3 separate regions of the Homo sapiens genome follow, and regions 2 and 3 are each linked to region 1. Evidence: chromatin contacts called from ENCODE Hi-C or POLR2A ChIA-PET data. All regions are on one chromosome and are shown on one strand. The core of a region is the stretch at or near the end of the contact, and the rest is flanking DNA. Distances in the headings are between cores, read along the strand shown. Region 1 holds the start of KCTD7 (potassium channel tetramerization domain containing 7). Region 2 holds the start of TBL2 (transducin beta like 2). Region 3 holds the start of BAZ1B (bromodomain adjacent to zinc finger domain 1B).

Region 1 (4,429 bases), core at 1,112-3,611:
AAGACTGATCAACTCAGATTCTCTGAGGGTGGGACTGGGGCTCTGTTTATTTTTTTATTTTAACTTTTTATGGATACATAATATTTTACATATGTATGGGATATCTGTGATATTTTGTTACGTGCATAGGATGTGTAATGATTAAGTCAGAGCATTAGTGGTATCCATCACTTTGGGAATTTACTCATGTGTTGGAAACAATTCAAGTCCTCTCTTCTAGATTTTTGTTATTGTTGTTGTTGAAACAGAGTCTCTGTCACCTAGGCACTGGAATGCAGTGGTGCAATCACAGCTCACTGCAGCTTCGACCTCCCTGGCTCGCATGATCCTCCTTGCTTTACCCTCCTAGTAGCTGGGACTACAGATGTGAGCCACCACACTCAGCTATATATATATTTTATTTTTTGTAGAGGCAGGGTCTAACTACGTTGTCCAGGCTGGTCTTGACCTCCTGGGCTCAAGGTATCCTCCCGCCTTGGCTTCCCAAAGTGTCTTCCAGCTATTTTGAAATATACAATCCATTGTTGTTAATTATAGTCACTACTCTGCTTTTGAACCATAGAACATAAACCTTTTTATCTAACTGTATGTCCTTCATTAACCTAAATCTCTTCATTTCTCACCCAACCGTTCCCAGCCTCTGGTTTCTTTCTACTCTCTAAATTTATGAGATCGATTTGTTTTAGCTGCCACAGATAAGAACATGCAATATTTATGTCTTTCTGTGCCTGGCTTATTTCACTTAACATAATGACGTCCATCCACGTTGCTGCAGATGACGTGATTTCATTCCTTTTCATCTGTGTTTAAACAAGGTCTCCCTCCAGGGATTTTGATGCAACTGAAGTTGGAGAAAACACAGACCTAGGACACTCCTGCAGCTGGGAGTGCGATGGTCTAACAGAGGAAGTGCTATGCCACCAGCTCATCTTTGCCATCCTGGAGCTGTCTAATCTACGACTCAGTTTTCTTTTCTGTCACTACACTGTGAGAATGAGATGAGGAACTGGGTGTGAAAACGGTTTGAAAAGGAGAAGCATGGTTGCACACGCCTGCGATCCCAGCACTTTGGGAGGCTGACGAGGGAGGACAGCTTGAGGCAAGGAGTTTGAGACCAGCCTGGGCAACATGACAAGACCCCATTTCTTAAAAAAAAAAAAAAAAAAAAATTTTTTTTTCTTTTTTGAGACGGAGTTTCGCTCTTGTTGCCCAGGTTGGAGTATAGTGGCCGTGATCTCGCCTCACTGCAATCTCCATCTCCTGGGTTCAAGCGATTCTCCTGCCTCAGCCTCCCTAGTAGCTGGGATTGCAGGTGTGCCACCATGCCTGGCTAATTTTGTATTTTTAGTAGAGATGAGGTTTCACCATGTTGGCCAGGCTGGTCTCAACTTCCTGACCTCAGGTGATCCACCCGCATCGCTTACCAAAGAGCCAGGATTACAGGCGTGAGCCACTGCGCCCGGCCAAAATTTTAAAAAATCAGCTGAGTGTGGTGGTGCGCGTCTGTGGTCCCAGCTACTCGGGAGGCTGGGGCGGGAGGATTGCTTGAGCCCAGGGGTTGCAATGAGCTATGATTGCGCCACTGCACTTCAGCCTGGGTAACAGAGTGAGACTTTGTCTTTTAAAGAAAGGAGAAAATGGCTTGAACGGGCTAAGAACCTTGACCCCCAGGAGACTCCCTGCGCTGATAGAGCCTCTAGGGCTGGACTCCGCCTCCCAGGGAGCCGGGAGCATCTTGGGGAAGGGCCTGTCTCCATCTGTGTGTCCCGGTGGAAAAACGGTCACGGTGGGGAGTCACTGTCATTATTCATTGAACTCAAGCGCTCCTATTTTGGGTTTTCTCGTTCGGATTTCTGCGCGAGCGAGTGAGGAAGAACTGGACACCCGGGCGGTGCCCTGCGGCTCGGGGCGGGGCCAGCCGCGGTGGCGTGTCCGCAGCCACCTCAGCCCTCCTCCCGCCACATCCTCCAGGAAAGGCTGCTCAGGCCTTCCATTGAGGAGACAAGGACCCGCTGCTCTGGGGCCAGACACACGAGTAAGTCGTGACCCCCTGTGTGAAGGGATAAGGCGTCTACCCTGACGCGGGTGAGAACCCTCTTCACGGCAGACTCCGACGCCCAGTTATGAGAGCGTAGCGGCGCACCACCGCCGGGTCTCTCGGAGAGGGCGCGCCCGCTGGCCAGAGGACCAATCAGTGCACGGCAGGCTCGCAGGCCGCCCCCCCCCCCCCCCCCCAACCCAGGGACCACTCAGGCGCCGGCCGCTGGCGCTGCCTGCTCTTCGACTGGGCGAGCTTCCTGCCAATCAGGGCGGAACCAGCGCGGCGTCGGCCAGTAGCGGGAGGCGGTCGGGTCAGGCCCCAGCTGGGCGCGAGCGGGTCGGCGTTGAGGGAGCCACCGCCCTCCCGCCTGCGCACTGCCTCTCGCCCCCCTCCGGCCAGCCCGCAGCCGGCCGCGTCATGCCAGGCGCTGCTCGGCGGTAGGGAGTGCCCGGGGCCGCCGCCTCCGCCCGCCCGAAGCCGCGCCCACTGCCCAGAGCCAGAGGGATGGTGGTAGTCACGGGGCGGGAGCCAGACAGCCGTCGTCAGGACGGTGCCATGTCCAGCTCTGACGCCGAAGACGACTTTCTGGAGCCGGCCACGCCGACGGCCACGCAGGCGGGGCACGCGCTGCCCCTGCTGCCACAGGAGGTACCCGGGCGGGCGGCGGGCCGCGGGGCGTGGGGAGGGGCGCGGGGGAGAAGCGGGCGCGGGGCATAGCGGTCCTCGGCGGGTGGGCGGGGCCGGGGTTGGGGGCGGGGCCCGCGGACTTGCGCCCCTCCCCCGCCCACCTGCAACTCCCCCGCCCACCTGCACCCCTACCCACCCACCTTCAACCCCTGTCAATTACACCCACTAGGTGTGCTTCCCCACCCCCTACACCCTCCGCCCAGTAGTCACTGGGGTGATTTACTCCCATCGCCATGTCCCACTTTTACCGAAGACAGGAGGGAGGGTGGGCCGTGGGAGGGGGACCCTGGAGCCCCGAGAGCTGATGGTGTGTCTGACCAGGCACCGTAGCTCGAGCCTGTAATCCCAACACATTGGGAGGGAGGATCGCTTGAGGGCAGGAGTTGGAGGCCAGCCTGGGCAACATAGCGAGGCCCCGTCCCTACTACGACTGGAAAAACAAAGGCATTTTGGGTTGGATGAATAAAAAAAAGAAAAGAAAAAGATGTCTTCTAGAGAATCCAACAGGATGCTGTAGTGGTTGCCCACACCTAGTCTCCAGCTACCTAAGGAACAAGGCAAGGAGCTGTCTGCACATAAGGGGCAGGCCAGTTCATAGATGTAGGCACGGTCACCTGGCATCCCATGGCTTTCACTCACAGGCTGCTGTGCTCTGGTGCACAGGGGCTTCCACGGGTCTTACTTAATGTGTGTGATACTATCATGTCAACACCTGAAATGACACTCAAGAGACGGGAGAAGATACCAGGCATGGTGGCTCACATCTGTAATCTCAGCAGTTTGGGATGCTGAGGTGGGAGGATTGCTTGATCCCAGCAGTTAGAGACTAGTCAGGGCAACAGTGAGACCCTGCCTCTACAAAAATGAAAATTAGCCAGGCTTGGTGGTGTGTGCCTGTAGTCCCAGGTGCTCAGGAAGGTGAGTTGGGAGGATTGCTTGAGCCCTGGAGGTTGAGGCTGCAGTGAGCTGTAATTGTGCCACTGTACTCCAGCCTGGGTGTGATAGAGTAAGACCGTACCTACAAACAAACAAAAACAAAAAAAGCAAGAGAAGGGAAACGATGCCAGGTGTGGTGGCTTACACTTGTAATCCCAGCACTTTGGGAGGTCAAGGCAGGAGGATGGTTTGAGGCCAGGAGTCTGGGACCAGCTTGGGCAACACAGACTCCATCTCTACAAATAAAAAATAAAGAGGAGGGAAGGTGAAGCATTACTGGACACCGAAGATGGCTTCTAGGAGGCAGGGACTAAGGTAGTGCCAGATCCAGGAGCATGTGGTATGCGGAGTCCCAGGACAATGGAGGCCCTCAACAATTGAGGCCCTCAACAGGCTGGGCTAGGTGATGCTCTTGGGAAGCAGATAGTGTTGTGCTGGGATTGCAAGCCCCATACACACAATGCCATGGGAAAATGAGCAAAAATCTAGAAGTAATCTCTGCAATTGGAAAAAAGTCATTAGTCACAGTGGTGCTATTTTTTTGTGCACTGTCATTGGGAAAATGATATGGTTTGAGGGAAAGAGCACAAGACCACAGATTGCAGACCAGGGCCCCACCACCAGTTCCCCCCACTGATGACATTGCCCCATGTGAGCTCCAAAACTGTTTCCGATGGCTTTTGTCCTCTCTGCTTCAATCCTCTCATCTCTAATATGGAGCAAGCACTTGGATTGGTATGAAGTATCTTTAGAAAAGGTTTAAAG
Region 2 (4,429 bases), core at 1,122-3,621, 6.9 Mb after region 1:
TTTTTTTTTTTGTTTGATACAGAGTCTCGCTCTGTTGCCTCAGTCTCGATCTCCTGACCTTGTGACCTGCCCGCTTCGGCCTCCCAAAGTGCTGGGATTACAGGCGTGAGTCACCATGCCCGGCCCGGCAGCTGGATCATCTTGATGCCCAGGAGTTCCACCAGTCTGGCCAACATGGTGAAACCCCGTCTCTACTAAAAATACAAAAATTAGCCGGGCGTGGTGGCAGGCGCCTGTAATCCCAGCTACTCAGGAGGCTGAGGCAGGAGAATCACTTGAACCCAGGAGGTAGAGGTTGCAGTAAGCCAAGATCGCACCACTGCACTCCAGTACCTGAAAGAACTCGGGGATGAGAAGTCAACATCTGTTGAGTCCTGTGCGGGGGAGTGGAGCCAGTCACTTTTGTAAAAGATACTTAATTGAGTCACAAAGCTGGCATGTGGTAAATGACTGCAGATGCTCCCCAATTCCAACAGGAAAAAAGCTCCTGGGCCCTGCAAACAAACACAGCCACAATCTGTCCTCTGCTTCCTTCTCTCCAGGCATGTCTAACAAGCCCCCCTCCTCACACTTAAGTCATACCAAATGCTGTTTGGGGACTCCTTGCCTTCTCGGGTATTGCCATTGGCAGGAATGTCTTTTTTCCTTGGCCTTCTGGCAAACTCTTCTTCTAGAACCATCCTTTGAGACCCCACACTACCTCATGTGCCCCCTATTCTCAGTAATGATTTCCCTAACAACCACCTCCCCCATAAAAGAACAGGACTCGGCCAGGCAGGGTGGCTCACGCCTGTAATCCCAGCACTTTGGGAGGCCGAGGCAGGTGGATCACAAGAGGTTAGGAGATTGAGACCATCCTGGCTAACACAGTGAAACCCCGTCTCTACTCAAAAAATACAAAAAATTAGCCGGGTGTGGTGTCGGACGCCTGTAGTCCCAGCTACTCAGGAGGCTGAGGCAGGAGAATGGCGTGAACCCAGAGGCGGAGCTTGCAGTGAGCCGAGATCCCGCCACTAGACTCCAGATTGGGCGACAGAGCAAAACTCCGTCCCCCTGCAAAAAAAAAAAAAAAAAAAATGCAGGGCTGGCCGGGCACAGTGGTTCACGCCTGTAATCTCAGCACTTTTGGAGGCCAGGACGAGTGGATCACCTGAGATCAGGCGTTCGAGACCAGCCTGACCAACGTGGCGAAACCCCGTCTACTAAATATACAAAAATTAGCCAGGCGTGGTGGTGTGTGCCTGTAGTCCCAGCTACTCGGGAGGCAGAGGCAGAAGAATCGCTTGAACCTGGCAGGCGGAAGTTGCAACGAGCCAAGATTGTGCCACTGCACTCCAGCCTGGGCAAGAAGAGCGAAACTCTGTCTGAAAAATAAATAAAAAGAGCAGGGCTGCCCACTGACTCTCTGGTGTTTCCCATTTCTAGTACTAACCTCTTCTATGAAACTTTTCAGAGACAGGCTCTTGCCGTCACCCAGGCTGAAGTACAGTGGCGCGATCTATCACAACTCACTGCAGCCTTGAATTCCTGGACTCACGACACCCTCCTGCCTCGGCCTCCCATGGAGCTGGGACTACAGGGGCGTGCACAACCACACCCAGCTAATTTTGCGTAGAGATGGGGTCTTGCTATGTTGCTCAGGCTGGTCCCAAACTCCTGGGCTCAAGCGATCTCCCTGCCTCGGCCTCCCAAAGTGCTGGGAATACAGGCGTGAGCCACTTCGCCTGGCCTCAGTGAAACTTATTTCACCGTGTTTTTCACTTACATATTTAGGTGTTCATAATACAGATGTACTTCTCCTTTACTGGACTCCTTACAGAAAAAGACCCCAAAGCCTATCACAGGGTCATAGATGCCCAGTAAATGCTGCTGCACATCACAGAATTGGTGCTTTTTCCGAGATCGCGGCCACGGAGCAGGCTGAAGAGTTTACGGTGCTCTCCTGGCCACCCCGGGGACGGCCTGGCCTCGGCCACAGAGAAAGCCGCAGTAAGGGGCCCAGGTTGGAGCCAGTCCCGCCCCAGGAGGTGCGCCTAACCCGGCAAGGCGGGTCCCCGTCTCTGGAAGCGAAGCTCACGTTACCAGAGGAGAAACTGAGGCCCATGGAGTCGCCGGGCCCCACCAGCCGCGGGCCCAAACCGCAGGTCGGACCACGAGGAGGCCGGGAGCCGGGACACCGCGGGCCGCCCCCACCCGACCCGGCCCCACTTACAGGCGGGCCGGCCGCTCCTCTCCTCCCCCGCGCGCAGCCACCCCCGCGCTACCGCCGCCGTCGCCATCAGGGCCAGCAGCCCAAGCAACACCGACAGCCCCATGAGCTCCGACATCTGCGAGAGCTCCATGTTGGTGGAACCACTGCCACCTCAGCTAGTGAGTACGCGGGCGCCCGCACGGCTCTGCCGGGCCGCGCACGCACGCGGGGGCGCGGCCTGGCCGTTGGGGAGCCTCAAGCGGCTGGGCCTGGCCGTTAGAGCGCCTGGGGGCGGAGCCTGGTTGTTACAACGCCTTCAGGGCGGGGCCTGGCCGTTAAAGCACCTCAAGGGGTGGGGCCCGGCTGTTGTGGCGCTCGAGGGGCGGGGCCTGGAGTTAGAGCATCTCCACCCGCCGAGCCTAGTTATTAGAGCGCCTCGAGAGGCAGAGTCTGGAGTTAGCGCGTCTCGAGGGGCGGGGCTGGGTTGTTAGAGCGTCTCGAGGGGCAGAACCCGGAGGTAGAGTGTCTCGAGGGGCGGGGCCTGGAAGTAGAACATCTCGAGGGGCAGGGCTCGACCCTTGGTGCGTTTCGAGGGGCGGGTCGCCTGGCGGTTGAGATTGCAGGGCTGCGGAGGGCGGAGGAAGGCGGGATTTGCGATCACTGCTCACGCCTCCTCCTGAAGAACTCACTGATAATTGTTTATTAAAGGCATTATTCCAGCCATCACCACACTGGATCCTTTCAAGGAAGCGGGGCGGGGATTATTATTACCATTTAACGGATAGGAAACTCAGCATCAGCGAAAGTTCAGATGGGCTTTTAAGGAAGAGTAGGCCAGGCGCGTGGAGTGGAACAGCCTCCGCAAAGACCTGAGAAGCTGGGATGTGGGAAATGGCTAGAGGGGCGGAAAGGTCTGGGGGACGTTGAGCGCTGGCTCCATCCAACAAGCTGCTCATTACAGGGAGAGGTGGGGCAAAAGCTGTGTCTGAGGATTCCCTGGATGGACCTTTGTGTGAAAAGACCAAAATCAGAAAACCGGCAGTGGCTTCAAGGATCCGAGAGGGAGGTGACGAGGGCCTGGATTTGGGGCTGGCCTGGCAAGTCGAAAGTTAAAAGGGAGAATTTTTAATAGAAAACTTATTTTATTTATTTATTTATGTATTTACTTTTGAGACGGTTGCCCAGGTTGGAGTGCAGTGACGCGTCTCGGCTCACTGCAACCTCCGTCTCCCGGGTGCAAGAGATTCTCCTGCCTCAGCCTCCAGAGTAGCTGGGATTACAGGCGCGTGCCACCATGCCCTGCTACTTTTTGTGTTTTTTATAGAGACGGGGGTTTTGCCATGTTGGCCAGGCTGGTCTCGAACTCCTGACCTCAGGTGATCCACCTGCTTCGGCCTCCCAAAGTGCTGGGATTACAGGCGTGAGCCACCATGCCGAGCTGGGAGATTATTTTTATTTTTTATTTTTTGAGATGGAGTCTCGTTGCACTGTCGCCCAGGCTGGAGTGCAATGGCGCCATCTCTGCTCACTGCAACCTCTGCCTCCCGGGTTCAAGCGATTCGCTTGCCTCAGCCTCCCGAGTAGCTGGGATTACGGGTGCCCGCTAGCATGCCCCGCTAATTTTTTGTATTTTTTAGTAGAGACGGGGTTTCGCTATATTGGTCAGGCTGGTCTTGAACTCCTGACCTCGTGATCCGCCCGCCTCAGCCTCTCAAAGTGCTGGGATTACAGGTGTGAGCCACCGCGACTGGCCCAGACCAGGAAATTTTTTCATAGAAAACTTATTTTTTTTTTTGAGACAGAGTCTTGCTCTATTGCCCAGGTTGGAGCGCAGTGGCGCGATCTCGGCTCACTGCAACCTCCGCCTCCTGGGTTTATGCCATTCTCCTGCCTCAGCCTCCCGAGTAGCTGGGATTACAGGCGCCCGCCACCACGCCCGGCTAATTTTTTAAAAATATTTTTAGTAGAGACGGGATTTCACCGTGTTAGCCAGGATGGTCTCGATCTCCTGACCTCATGATCTGCCCGCCTCGGCCTCCCAAAGTGCTTGGGGGATTACAGGCTTGAGCCACCGCGCCCGGCCAGAAAACTTCTTTTAAGGCCGGGTGCGGTGGCCCATGCCTGTAATCCCAGCACTTTGGGAGGCCGAGGCGGGAGGATCACCTGAGGTCAGGACTTCGAGACCAGCCTGGCCAACATGGTGAAACCCCGTCTCTGGCCAACATGGCGAAACCCCGT
Region 3 (4,429 bases), core at 1,281-3,780, 6.9 Mb after region 1:
TTTCTTATACTCTGCTAGAACCAGACCTGAGAAAGTATCATCTGAAAGTGTGTGAGCATCCATCAACGGCTCAAAACATTAATGACATTGGAAAAGTATATGTCGGATTCTCACAAGTTGCTACTCCACTGCCGATTCGAATGTATTAAAAAGTAGGGTACTGGCCAGGCGCGGTGGCTCACGCCTGTTAATCCCAGTACTTTGGGAGGCCGAGATGGGCGGATCACCTGAGGTCAGGAGTTTGAGACCAGCCTGGCCAACATGGTAAAACCCCATCTCTACTAAAAACACAAAAAGTTAGCCGGGCGTGGTGGCACGCGCCTGTAATCCTAGCTACTCAGGAGGCTGAGGCAGGAGAATCACTTGAACCCTGGAGGCGGAGATGGCAGTGAGCCCAGATCGTGCCACTGCACTGCCACCTGGGTTAACAAGAGGGAAACTCCGTCTCAAAAAAAAAAAAAAAAAAAAGTGGGGTACTTCGGTATAATGCAGTATTTGGTAGAGCTAGTGGAACTTCTCCAGAACATTCCAAGTCTTCACAGGACAAGAAAAAAACCAGATCACCACCCCTCCACTTTAAAGTGCCTTACCTTATACCATAATGACAAAAAAGTGAGGTAATATTTAAATTAATTGAAAGTGAAGGAGTAACATTCCACCTTCTTCTGTTGATTGACTTACAGGGATGAGGTAGGAAGAGCGGTGGATTCTACTCCTCTTTCATCATTTGACCTTCAACAAGTCAACCTCCACTCTCTGGGCCAACTCAGCAAACCAAGCCCGAGGACCCGACCACCTCCAAGATCCACTTCAGCTCCAAGATGCTACAGCTCTATTTCTCCAAGAGCCTTCCTCCAGCATGGACTGATTTTCCAGGCCCCTTTGTGTGTATACTCCCCACAAAGGGACACTCACAAATTGCACTCCAACAAGAATGAGATTATCCTCTAAAGTACTGCGTTAAAGTGAGGATCAGGGAGAAATGAAATAACTCTGAGAGACACTTCCTCCTATACAGAAGCAAGCAAGAAACTGAGAAATGAAGTCCTTCCGAACAGAAGGGGCTGAGAAAACTCATAACACATTAGCCTTCACTCTTAAAGCTTTCAGTCACCAAAGAAATGCTTGATTCCGAAATCGTTTTTGTTTTTTTTACAGATAAGCCTCAAAAACGATTCTTCTGGCACCCATTAAAAAAAAGCAAATAAAAGCTGCACAACTTTTCACTAAAAGATAATGCTTATGCAAGAAATCTTAGTCATGACGAGAGGATGCTTCCTTTGTAAAACATCCAATTTCATGTTCCTAAAATACAACATAAAAACTTCACGTCTTGGTTTTTTTGTTTGTTTAATTTTAACAAATACCAATCTCCTTCTAAACCTTCAAAATTTCAAACCTGTGTCTGCCCAGGGAAGGCAGGCATCAGCTCCTCCACAGGCAGTTTCCTTCCCTCCCTTTCCTCTAAGCGGGGAATCTCATTCCTAGTTTTCTGCCCCAGGGTCCTGTCAGTTCATCCCCGGCCTAAAGTCCCCTCGGGAGACGAAAAAAACGCCAAGTATCCCCGCAGAGATCGGGGTAAGACGCAGTTGAGTCTTGCACACGCCGCATCACGAGGCCGCGCGAGTACAATTTCAAAACTTAAGCTGCAGGTTTCATTTAAATTTTTAAAAAATTTTTGTAAAAATTAAAGGAGAAAACCTAGCTCCCCCTCCCCACGCCTCCTCCTCCCTCTCGGGTCCTCAAGGCCTAAAGCCAACCCGGGGAAGGTAATGGGGATGGGGGATGCGCTCCTCGCCGGCGAGGCCCCGGGACAAAGTGCGGGGCCCCGGGGGCGGCCGAAGCGGGCCCTTCTCCTTCCAGGGCCGGTGCGCGCCCCCCGCCGGATCCCCTGGAAGGATCGGCGGGCGCAGGCTGAGACTCAGCCTCCAGGCCCGCGAGCGGCCGGGGCGCGCTGACAGCTGCCCCGGGCCGGGGATGCGCGGCTGACCTGGTCTCGCGAGCCCCAGGCCCTACCCCGGCCCAGCCCGGCCCAGCCCGGCCCGCGCGGCTGGAAAAGGATACTCCCGGGTGCGGAAGGCCTCCTGAGTGTGCGGGATGGTGAAGAGCGGCTCCTCTCCGGGCAACGGCTTCACCAGCGGGAAGGGCTTGCGGCCCAGGAGCGGCGCCATCGCGGCGGCGGCGGTGGGGACTGGCGGCTGCTGGGGCCGGCCCCGCGGCGCAGCACTAGGCCCCGCGGCCCGGAGCGAGCGCCAGGCGCCCGGGGGTGGGGTGGGGGAAGGGAGGGGTGAGAGGGCGGCGCGAACTCCGGCTCCCTCACCGCCGGCGCGGCCGCGCGACAGTCATGGAGCGGAACGCCACGGCGCAGAGCTCCCGCGCACACCGCCGCGCCTCCCAGCAGCCCCCCGCCGACCTCCGCTTCGGGTCCCGGCGGCCGGCAGTCACGACTCCTCCTCAGCAGCACCGGAGGAAATTATTGAAAAATGGCGGGAGATTCCCCTCCTCCCCCGGGCCCGGCCAACGCACACACTAACTTGCTCCCCCGTGGCGCCGGTGGCGAATGCTCCAATAGGCGGAGAGCTGGTCAGCGCTCACAGCCTATTGGCTCGGAGGAGCTGCCGCTCCGCGCCTGGGTCCCGCCCCCCTGCCCCTGTCGCGTAGTTGGGTTGCAGCGCACTAGAGGGCAGTCTGAAGAGGTGAAAGGTCACGTTATGTAAGCGCCCGTGATAGGCGTGCGGGCCTCCGACGGCAGAGTTAAAAGTGGGGGACAGCGGGGGATGGAGAGGACGAGAACTCAAAGAGGTCAAGCCGGAGAAGCCCCTCGCATATACAGATACTGCGCCATCTGTCACCGACGGCGACACCGACATCCGGGCACCACTGTCCGTGTGGTGCGCCGGAGGGGGAGGGTGAGCGCGCGGCCAGGGGCTTTGTCTTTCCTCTTGGGCGCCTCCCCCTTCTTAAAGGCGCCGTGCTCGGCCACGCCCGGGGATGCGCGGGTGGGGCTGGGCTGCAGGGAGGGGTTGGCGGGAAGTGGCCCCGGGAGCTTACCCTACCAAAGGTTCTGCGGAAGGACAACGTGGGGGCCAGCTTTGCTCACCCCAGAGTTAACTTCTGGGCGGGAGTGTGGTTGAGATCTGGGTAGAAGTATACTGCTTGTTTCTAGGGGCTGGCTGGAAAGTAGAATATAGAAGCTTCTTTGGAGAAATAGATTAAAAGACGTACTTAGTTTTTTGGTTTTTGGTTTTTGTTTTTTTTGAGACGGAGTCTCGCTCTGTCGCCCAGGCTGGAGGGCAATGGCGCGATATCGGCTCACCGCAACCTCCGCCTCCCGGGTTCAAGAGATTCTCCTGCCTCAGCCTCCCAAGTAGCTGGAATTACTGGCGTGCACCACCACGCCCGGCCAATTTTGTATTATTAGTAGAGACGGGGCTTCTCCATGTTGGTCAGGCTGGTCTCAAACTCCCGACTTCAGGTGATCCGACCGCCTAGGCCTCCCAAAATTATCATTATTTTTTTTTTTGAGACGGAGTTTCACTCTTGTTGCCCAGGCTGGAGTGCAGTGGTGCAGTCTCGGCTCACTGCAACCTCTCCCTCCCGGGTTCAAGCTATTCTCTTGCCTCGGCCTCCCGAGTAGCTGGGACTACAGGTGCGCGCCACCACACCCGGCTATTTTTTGTATTTTGTAGAGACGGGGTTTCACCATGTTGGTCAGGCTGGTCTCGGACTCCTGATCTCAGGTGATCCACCCGCCTCGGCCTCCCAAAGTGTTGGGATTACAGGCGTGAGCCACCACGCCCTGCCAGAGCTGTGACTCTGGCTTTTTTTTTTTTTCTCCCATGATACTCAGCACCTGGCTCGGAACATTGTAGGTGCTAGTGAATACTATTTGAATGAATTGGATCTACCTTTTATTTTTTATTTTTTTTGTAGAGACAGGGTCTTACTTTGTTGCCCAGACTGGTCTCGAACTCTTGGCCTCAAGCAATTGTCCCGCCTCTGCCTCCCAAAGTGCTGAGATTAGGCGTGACCCACTGTGCCCAGCCAGGATGTCTCTTTAATAGGTACGTCTGGGCCGGGCGCAGTGGCTCACCCCTGTAATCCCAGCACTTTGGGAGGCCGAGGCGGGCGGATCACGGGGTCAGGAGATGGAGACCATCCTGGCTAACACGGTGAAACCCCGTCTCTACTAAAAATACAAAAAATTAGCCAGGCGTGGTGGCGGGTGCCTGTAGTCCCAGCTACTGGGAAGCTGAGGCAGAATGGCGTGAACCCGGGAGGTGGAGCTTGGAGTGAGCGGAGATCGTGCCACTGCACTCCAGCCTGGGCGACAGAGCGAGACTCCGTCTCAGGGAGGCGGGGGGGGGGGGGAAATAGGTACGTTTGGTCGGGCACGATGGCTCACGCCTGTAATCCCAGCATTTTGGGA

Evidence for each region. A loop is a pair of places that touch in the nucleus more often than their neighbours do. ChIA-PET counts read pairs that join two places held with the same protein, here RNA polymerase II (POLR2A). Pooled maps may share reads with other maps.
Region 2: a loop to region 1 is called in a pooled map, with 7 times the contacts of the local background. The contact joins the promoter of TBL2 here to the promoter of KCTD7 in region 1. A Hi-C loop is called at or near these places in 2 of 50 pooled maps. POLR2A ChIA-PET finds 5 or more read pairs at or near these places in 2 of 52 experiments (HCT116 and OCI-LY7).
Region 3: a loop to region 1 is called in a map of posterior vena cava, with 14 times the contacts of the local background. The contact joins the promoter of BAZ1B here to the promoter of KCTD7 in region 1. A Hi-C loop is called at or near these places in 1 of 168 maps with a recorded cell type or tissue (posterior vena cava) and 4 of 50 pooled maps. POLR2A ChIA-PET finds 5 or more read pairs at or near these places in 1 of 52 experiments (endothelial cell of umbilical vein).

Annotation. Positions count from the first base shown.
Region 1 is chr7:66,626,520-66,630,948 of GRCh38, forward strand. KCTD7 (potassium channel tetramerization domain containing 7) reads left to right here and starts at 2,362. Exons shown (of 4, transcript NM_153033.5): 1 at 2,362-2,689. The coding sequence starts at 2,546. RefSeq lists silencers at 943-1,142, 2,153-2,722.
Region 2 is chr7:73,576,208-73,580,636 of GRCh38, forward strand. It overlaps TBL2 (transducin beta like 2), which reads right to left and starts at 2,372. Exons shown (of 7, transcript NM_012453.4): 1 at 2,213-2,372. The coding sequence starts at 2,342. RefSeq lists a silencer at 1,984-2,623 and an enhancer at 2,954-3,023.
Region 3 is chr7:73,519,763-73,524,191 of GRCh38, forward strand. BAZ1B (bromodomain adjacent to zinc finger domain 1B) reads right to left here and starts at 2,531. Exons shown (of 20, transcript NM_032408.4): 1 at 2,065-2,531. The coding sequence starts at 2,171. RefSeq lists silencers at 1,775-2,654, 3,005-3,144 and an enhancer at 2,715-2,874.